2 separate regions of the Homo sapiens genome follow, and region 2 is linked to region 1. The links are chromatin loops, found by intact Hi-C in ENCODE. Cell type or tissue: endothelial cell of umbilical vein. All regions are shown on one strand. Links, peaks and the distances in the headings refer to the core of each region. The heading gives the core; the rest is flanking DNA.

What was found. Hi-C counts contacts between places; a loop is a spot of excess contacts. Peaks named below come from ENCODE experiments on the same cell type or tissue, not always from the same donor. Only the 100,000 strongest peaks of a DNase experiment are listed, where the experiment ranks them.
Region 2: a loop joins it to region 1, with 5 times the contacts of the local background. A loop is called at or near these places in 1 of 110 quality-filtered maps.

What each region holds. Positions count from the first base shown.
Region 1 is chrX:22,320,931-22,327,374 of GRCh38, forward strand. All of the region lies in intron 5 of PTCHD1-AS (PTCHD1 and PHEX antisense RNA), which reads right to left. Among named protein-coding and RNA genes, the nearest start is that of CBLL2, 51 kb to the left of the region's middle. In endothelial cell of umbilical vein, for the core only: no CTCF peak of the experiment used is centred there; a DNase peak (open chromatin) is centred at 2,811; H3K27ac peaks cover 1,210 bases.
Region 2 is chrX:22,419,447-22,421,946 of GRCh38, forward strand. All of the region lies in intron 4 of PTCHD1-AS (PTCHD1 and PHEX antisense RNA), which reads right to left. Among named protein-coding and RNA genes, the nearest start is that of CBLL2, 150 kb to the left of the region's middle. In endothelial cell of umbilical vein, for the core only: no CTCF peak of the experiment used is centred there; a DNase peak (open chromatin) is centred at 1,495; H3K27ac peaks cover 1,821 bases.

The sequences.
Region 1 (6,444 bases), core at 1,734-4,233:
TCCCTATTGCTGTTTTAAAGCCAACTGAAGATGGTAGGGTGCGTGCTGGGAGCTGCTTTTCTTTCCTGATTATGCTGTTTCATCCTCTACGCAACATGAACTGAGAGTCTCAAAGCGTTTCTTCCTGGAGAGGCAATCACAGACTTTTACTTTTCATGAACTTGACCAGATAGACTTAATCTTCTTGAGGGCAGGGCCAGCGATTTTTATTTTTATATCTCCAGTAGCTAACACAGAGGCCGGCACTTAGTAGACCCTCAGTGTATACTCGGCGGATGTCGGATGGCTGATGGGGCTAGCAGTGGCTGTGCTGATTCTGTTTACGTAGCAAGCATTGCTGCTGCCTTGCTGATGTTGGTGCTCAGGTGTTACCTCGGCATGTGCTCCCATTTCTTTTGGCTCCAGCCTGCAATTGCTTTTCTCTCCTGTCTCCAGTTGTTAGTTCTCCTTCTTTCCATCAAAATATGATGACTTCCCATCCTTATAGACTTCTCTGTCTCCAACCTAAGTAATCTGCTACACACACACACACACACACATACACACACAGACACACATCTCCTCATTCTTTTGTAGGTTACTTTTTTGTAGGTTCTAATTTCCTTCTCCTCCACCCTCACACCACATCTTCCCCTTCACCCTCAAGGGTTTCCCCATTCTTTCAACCCAAAATGATCCTCATTCATCCCAGGTTCTGCTTTGATTTCCACCTTTTCTTAGTCCCCATCCTATGCTTTTGATGGGTTTTACCCCTTCATCCTCTGGCAACTTCCTTTTATTTACATATTTCTTAACTTGCTGAAGGTTGGAATCGAAAAGGGGTGGTCTTTACCTTTTAGATTTATATTGCTAACCAGTGAAATACGCCAACAATGGTGCTTTAATGGGTACAATGGTAGAAATTGCATATGTTCCCTTTGAATATGTGGGATAATTATTAAGAGGGCTAGCTGAAAAACATCATAGTATTTTGTTTGATTTAAACTACTGGTCTCAACTAGGGACAATTTTGCTGCCAAGGGGACATTTGGCAATGTGTAGAGACATTTTTAGTTGTCACAACTGGGGGCTAGGAGCAGGGATACAGAAGGATGCTACTGGCATCTAGTGGGTAGAGGCCAGGGATGCTACTAAACATCCTAAGGTACACAGGACAGCCTCCACTACAAAGGCTTTTTGGGGCCAATATGTCAATAGTGTCCGGGTTGATAAACCTTGGCTTATACCTTCTCTTCCTTTCTCGGGACCTTTCTGCCCTGTCTCTTGATGCCCTGGGTCCTCGCAACCTAATCGTGTCACTGTGTCTCGTGGCCCTAATTGCTGTGTTTGCCCACTGCCTAGAGAGCACCCCATGCCTGGTTTTAACCTCCACAGTGAAAGCTAACCATGAACATTCTTCAGTTTGTGGAATCCTGGCTAGTGGGAGCAGGAAGGGCCTTTACAAGCTTTTATAATCTGCCTTCTGACTCTTCAGAGTAAAGAGAAGTGACTTTGCTAAGATCACACAGCTACCCCCAGGCTGGTCTGGGGGCTATGGCCCTGGTGGCCCTTTTCCCAGCCCTCTTCTGTTTATACTCACTGCTTTTGGTCAAAAAGGGAAATACAAGCTAACAGCTTGGACAAGGGCAAGAATCAGATTGACTGGTCTCGTCCAAACAGGGATGTAATTGTGCACTTCTCAGTTTGCTGGGTTGCTATGAAAACACGTTTTTCAGAATTTCATCCTTTGGGGCTTTCTCAAGGGTCACTGCTGGCTGCAAGTTATGGCCGATGTACCTTACTGTCCTCTTAGAGGGGATGCGGTGACTTGACCAGGTAAAACACAATTCTAAGCAGGTCATTAGAAATGAAAATTTGGGGAAGGCAGAACTGCCACTTCTCTTTATCTCAGGCCATGTAGTCAGCTGTGCACTAGGTCGAGAAGTACCTGAATCTGGGGTGGAAAGGAGCGTAAACCCAAATCTTCTGCAATAAAGAGCCACAATTTGAGACGATTACAAGGCAAACTGGGGCAACTTCCGTGTATTCTCTCCTTCACCTCTCCCCAAACAACCACATTTTATCAGTGAGCCAAAGTGTTTTTGGAGGAGAGGGAGAAGGGCTGGACTAATGTTTTTCCAAGTAAGGTCCTTTGACCTAGAGGCCTCAGAATGGCTTGGGATAGGTGTAAAAATGCATATTCCCAGCCCTTCCTAGATCGACATTTACTAGTTCTGAGCGGGGGGAGGCAAACACTGAAAGTATTATTAAGCTGCCAGGGCATCCTTCTGTAGTTGTAAGTTTAAGAACCACTGACCCAGACTCTTGAATAATAAAGCTTTTTCTCCCTGAAACAATTCCACAAAGTCAGAAGCTTTTGGACAATGCGTGAATCTCAGAGAGAAAACCTGCTACTAAAAAAGAAAAACAAAAAAACCTGGCTCTTTTGGTCAGATATTATGGTCATAAGGTGGCTGAGTTGGCTTGGAGCTTTGAAGATGTAAAGGCCACAAAGCATCAGGCTTTGCTCCTTTTAAAGTTTTGAAAGAGTTGGAACTGACCTTCTTTTGCTCTCTTGGCACCTTTGGACACCCTTTGAGGAGACCTGTGAGTAAAGAGAAAGTTTTCCTTGGGGGCTGCTTATTACCTACCTCTCCAAGGGCCCTGAAGGTGCCTGCTCACTGATCTACCTTGAATAGATATCTACATGTTTTAATTAAGAATACTCACAGGCGTTGACCACGTTCCTCATTTCAACAGTAATGCTCCTTGGTTTTTTTACTTTCCCCTAAGCATGAATCACTTTCCAGGGGCGATGACTCTTCATCTATGCAGCTAGCCACATTTCCTGGGTTGGCGCTTCTGTTTATTTACTTGTATTTTGTTGGACCAAGTTTTAAACACAGCCCTCCTCCTTTTCCTCTTTCCAAAACCCTTAGCCACTTGCAGAATGGAAGCTGTCATGCTCTTTTGTTACCCCACTATCCAATAAGCACAACGCTTCCCTAAGCATAGACCATGTTCCCTTTTCCTTTCAGAAAGAGATGCAGAACACAAATTCTGCTGCTTTGTGCATATAAGCTGTGTAATTATCTGACCTTAGGTGATCGTTGCTTTATTTTTTAAATTTTGGAGCGGAGAGAAAAGTGAAGGGTGACAGTACCCAACTGAGTCCTACAAACTCCTCTAAAACAAATTTCCAAATTTTGAGATCAATCAGATCCACTAGCTAGTCCCTTATTCTCTGCTGTTTGTCTGCTTCCTTACCCCAGGACCTTTGCACTTGCTCTTCCCAGCTTCCTATGCTCTTCATCAGATATTCACTGGGCTAGCCCTGCTCATTTGCTTCCTGCAGCTCTCTGCCCAAATGTTCCTTCTTCATGGAGGCCTTCTCTAACCATCCATCCCATGGTGCTCCCTCTTCTCCTTTCCCTGCTTTAGTTCTCCCCACACATGACAAATTCCGTACAGTTCTCTGTGTGCATTTCCCCCACCATAAGGCAAATTCCCTGAGGGCAGGGTCTTGTCTGTTCAATGCTGTAGTCTCAGCACCGACACCAGTGCCTGGCATATAGTAGACACTCAAGCAGTACTGGATGTGTGAATGAATGAATAAACGGATGTAGAAATGAGGCCCAAACGACTCTCTTCTTTGTATATAAATTCTTCCCAGAACGAACATGCATGTAAGGAGAGAAGTCATGAGCTACAGGAGTCTGATAAAGATGGGCCTTCCACCTACCTCTAAGCCTGTGCTGATGGTTTCTCTTCACTAGCAACTGCTGTGACCAGAAACCATGGGAGGCTTCAAACAAATAATAACAGAGAAGAATCCTTTCACTTTCATTGGTAGAAAACTTCAGATCAAGCAGGCATAGCAGACGCTGTCTGTTTCTGCCTACTGAACCAATATTTGAATCTCAGGATTCACTATCAAACAAGGAAGATTGGGCAAGATATAAAACTAAACACATGTATTCTTGGCCTCCATTATTAACATTATTTCCTGCAGAATATGCCACACTCAAATGCATGCATCTTTTTGATAACGCCACTTTTCCACACACGGCAACTAAAGAACAGGATTACATGTGCGTGTATTTATAATATATGAAAATATATATACGGTACAGGGACAAATCATTCCTTATTGTGGGTGTTATTGTACATTTGGAATGTTCAGCAGCACCCCTGGCATCTACCCACTAGAAGCCACTAATATCTTCCTCTTAGTTATGACAACCCAAACTGTCTCCAGACACTGCCAAATATCCTTCGGGGGATGGGTCAAAATCACCCCCAGCTGAAAATCACTGAGTTAAACGAAGAAGACAGACTCTCAGGACTTCTGAGTCAGTAGGCCTGGGATGGGGCCTGGGAATATGTGCTTTAAAACAGTTCCCCCAGTTAAATGTGATAATCTGCTTGAGTTGAGAACAACTGCCCAATTTATTCTCCTTGGTGATGACAGCATGTTCCTCATTCTAAGGTCCTGGCAAGGATCCAGTTTTCAACTAACTGAAAGTGGAATGTCAGAAAAATATACATCCAAGAAAAAAATAGAGGAAAGGAAGGTATTGCTATTTCCCTTCCACTTTTCCCTCTCCGTGAAGTGAGAGACACTGACTCTGACACAAACTAAATTGTCAAGTGACAAAATCGGAAGCAGTGTTGTCTCACACATGAAACGAAGAAATAAATAGAAATGGAAGTGTGTGCTTTTAACAGTCCGTAGACACCCGGGCACTCTGACTGATACCATGAGGAGACCCGGGACTTTTGCTCAGTGTCATAGTGATGGAGTTTAGAGCAGTCCCTGACAAAGCAGATAATCAACAGTCCATGGAGTTAAGAATCTAAAAGGAAAACGGCAACTCAGAAGACGTGGCTCTAACATTTGACCTCTTAGCCATTAATTTTGATGTGGCTGTTTTTAAGGCCTTCTTTCCATTCCTGCAGCTCTCTAAATCGTGACCTGGCACGCAGTGCCACTTATTTTTTGCCTCCAAAGTGGATAATCAGAGATAGCATTATGGAGATGGAGAGACCACATACATCTACAGCATCCTTGTGTATAACGCATCTCTTTTTTTCTCTCTCTGTCTTTTCTTTTCTTGTACACATGTGGATACTATTTACATTTAGGTTGAACCATAGGAAACTGCCATTTTTGGACATTTAAAAAAATGATAGAATATTGACATTTTATGTAGATAATCTTAATCTTTCCTATGTCTCCTTCTTCCCCTGACCCCCTTTCTCTCTCTGTCTCTCTCTCTCTATGTCTCTTCATGGCTCTATCCTCTATTTTCCTGCCTTTGCAAGCACATGTGTACTACCCAGAATACCAGCTGTGAAGGTCAATAGATGTTACTGGGAAAAATTAAGAAAAAGAAGAGGTTTCCAAATTTCAATAACTGTTAATTTGAAAACCCACTGATGCACTTCATATATCTGGAGGGGAGGTCCTCTGGTCCAGCATAGCCAAAGACGTGTGAAATTCTTGATCCTACCAAATGGAACGGTCCTGAAGAGAACGTTAATGTGTTTGTGTCACCATTCCCGCCTTTGCATAGTATTGCTTTTTTCTTTCTTATTGAGCTCTCAGATTCCAAGGAATTTCTCCAGGTGTGGGGATGTAGTACTAGAGGAATTAAGACTCTGTGGGGCAAAAATCTCTATATATGTACTGACCAATAAACAAAGCCAGACAAACAAGCTATGTTGTACTGCCTGGTATACAGTTTCCTGTCAAAGCTTACTTTCCGGGTTAGAGCTCAGGCTTTTGCAGCATCTTTGTGAGCTTCTATAAGTGGACCTTGTTGACTGTCCTCACTCTGCTTGCCAACCCCACTTCTGTCTCCTGGATCACAAATGGGATCTGTCACCTTCTCATGGATGTTACACTTCAAGTCACAATTCCTTTGTTCCTCTGTGCATCACATGCTTACTTTCTCTTCATCCCTTATACACATGCATGTGTGCATTCACACATGGTTCACATAGCCACATTCTTAGTAATTTACATGTCAAATATTATGTTTTCCTGTTGTGATTTGGACAATACAGGAAAGCATAGAGAAGAAAATAATAATTGCTCCTACTCCAAAATAAACACTGGTAACATTTTAGTTCATGTTCTCAGGTTTTAATGCATATATGTTACATTGGGGTCATACCGTATGCAATATTACAACATCTATTCACTTAATCTTCAGAGCATTTTCTCATTTACTATTATTTCAAAGGATGCTTTTTAATATATGCATAGTATTACTTTTATATGGTGTGTCTGCTCTTGTGTTATTAATCATTTATTTTTAATAGTTTGTAATTTATTAAATATGATGCATTAGTGGACTTTGTTGTATATACCATTTATTATACCCTTCACTATTTTATTAAAATAAATTTATGGAAATTGTATTACTGGGTTAGAAGTTATGACCTTTGTCAAAGCTCTTG
Region 2 (2,500 bases), core at 1-2,500, 97 kb after region 1:
TTGTATAGGGTTGTCAAAGCAAAACAAATGAAAAAACAAAGAAGAATATCCAGCTGACACCTTATGTGGCCTGCAAAACCTGAACTATTCCCTCTCTTGTCCTTTACAGAAAAAAGTTTGCTGATCCCTGCGCAGTGGCTCCTGGGGGTGTGTGCATGTGCACACACATTTACACGACTATGCTTAAGGAAGCCTTCTCAGCTCCCTTCTTTAAATGATAGATTTTGTCCCCTTGACTACTGTGTTCGACAAGTGATCAGACCAGGCCAGTCCTAGGATGCAAGCCCCCTAACAACTATGGTTGGTCCAAGAGGCGAGCATGTGAAACAATCAGAGGCCTAGTGCCCTTCCCATAGAATTGATATGTAAATATTGGGAAAAAGTTCCTTCTCTTTTCACTGAAGTTGCTAAACTGACATGAGGTAAGCCTGGACATGTTGTTGAACATCATAGAAGAGATCTGCAGAAGGAGAGATTAGGGCCAACACACAGAAGAAAGAGGGCCTGATCGATGGAGGGTAAGAAGGCACAGACCATGGTATCTGAGACCTGATGTTTGAGGCCAGATCCATTCTTCTCTCTGTGTTATCTGAGTCAGGAATTTCCCTTTGTTGTTTAAACTTATTTGGGTTGTAATTCTATCAGTTGTAAGCAAAATACCTTTTTGTAATTCAAATTCATCACAGTGCTTCCAAAAGTTCAATAAAAAAACTCAACTTTTTCTTTCTTGCTTAATTGGAAAGCTACAATAATAACATATATTACTACCAAATATTGAACACTCAACATTCTAAGCACGGGGCTGGTCGTTTTATAATAGCATTATGAAATATGTATTATTGTGCCACATTATAGAGGAGGGAGCTCAGAGAGTTTAAGTAATTTGATTAAGATTGCTCAGCTAAGTAGGTGGCAGAGCTGAGAAAACATTCACATTCTTTGTGACTCCAAATTTCACATAAATTTTATTGTGATCATAGAATTTAAGTAAAAGACGAAATAGGACCTTATCATGCTCTTCCCTTTTAACACAGCATAACAATAAGTCAGTACCTATTTCCACATTGGCAGTTTTGGATTTAAATGGAGTGGCATTGTTTTCTCGTTGCATATAAATACAAAAACTTAAAACACATGTCAACAACTTGGCTGTTAATGCTTTAGGGACTCAGAACATCATAATGATGTATACAGTGGACCGTGCCCCACTATTTGGCTGAGAAATACATACATTTGAAAATGTAGGGATGGTTTCTAACCAACTGTCTTTGATCAGGTTCCCCAGAACCTGAGGCAAGGATTAAGCACTGGTACTTCATTGGGGAGGTGCAAACCCAGGCCACTGAGGAAGAAAGGGGAGCCGTGCAAAGTCATGTGTGATGGTGCATCACAATGAGCCAGAAAAAGACAAAGCAGATTGCTTGACAGATGTGTCCACTTAGTCAGGATATCTGTGGATGTCTGCATACAAGCTATTTGGATAAACCGTGCCTACAAACAATCCACGGAAGGAAGGATGGAGAGAGAATTTATGTGCCTGGCTGTCTCATATCCTGTTTGCCACTGGTTAAGAGTTTGTCCAAAAGGGAGTGAACTCCCTACACTCCTTTTTTTTTTTTTTTTTTTTTTTTTTTTTTTTTGAGACGGAGTCTCTCTTTGCCACCCAGGCTGGACTGCAGTGGTGCGATCTCGGCTCACTGCAAGCTCTGCCTCCCGGGTTCACACCGTTCTCCTGCCTCAGCCTCCCGAGCAGCTGAGATTACAGGCACCCGCCACCACACCCGGCTAATTTTTTTTGTATTTTTAGTAGAGACGGGGTTTCACCGTGTTAGCCAGGATGGTCTCGATCTCCTGACCTCGTGATCTGCCCGCCTCGGCCTCCCAAAGTGCTGGGATTACAGGCATGAGCCACTGCGCCCGGCCCATGAACTCCCTACACTTCTAAGTTGTATCACCCTGACGCTTTGGTATCCAAGAGAATGTTCCATCCCATCTCCTGTGGAGTAGTGTTCCATTCGAATTCAGTGTAGGAGTCTGAAATGCCAGGCAAGTGCCTGGTAACCTGGCTGCACAGCAGAGGCTAAAGCAAAGCACAAGCACTCCTGAGACAAGTAACTGATTGATTTCAGGTGGTGAAACCACACTAGCCTAAGGGGAGATGGTAGGCCATGAAAGTGGCTGAGGTGGAGCAAGCGTCTGTGGACCCAGATGGTGATGGTACAGAGAGATTCGGAGTAAGCAGAAAAAATGTGATGTCATGTAGCCATCGCGTAACCACTGTTAATTATACATTTTCAAGTTCTAATATATGATGTGAAATGATAAACTCCTTAAGGTAATAAGTATTAGTTCACTTTGCATATGCAATAAGATAGTCAACTCAAATTTGGTCTTCATCAGATATTAAAGAATTTTTCTTCAGGTCCAACAGAAATGATTTACGTAAGTCTGAAAATTTACTAAAGCTTAATTTAGGTTGATGCACTAGACTGGTATGTTT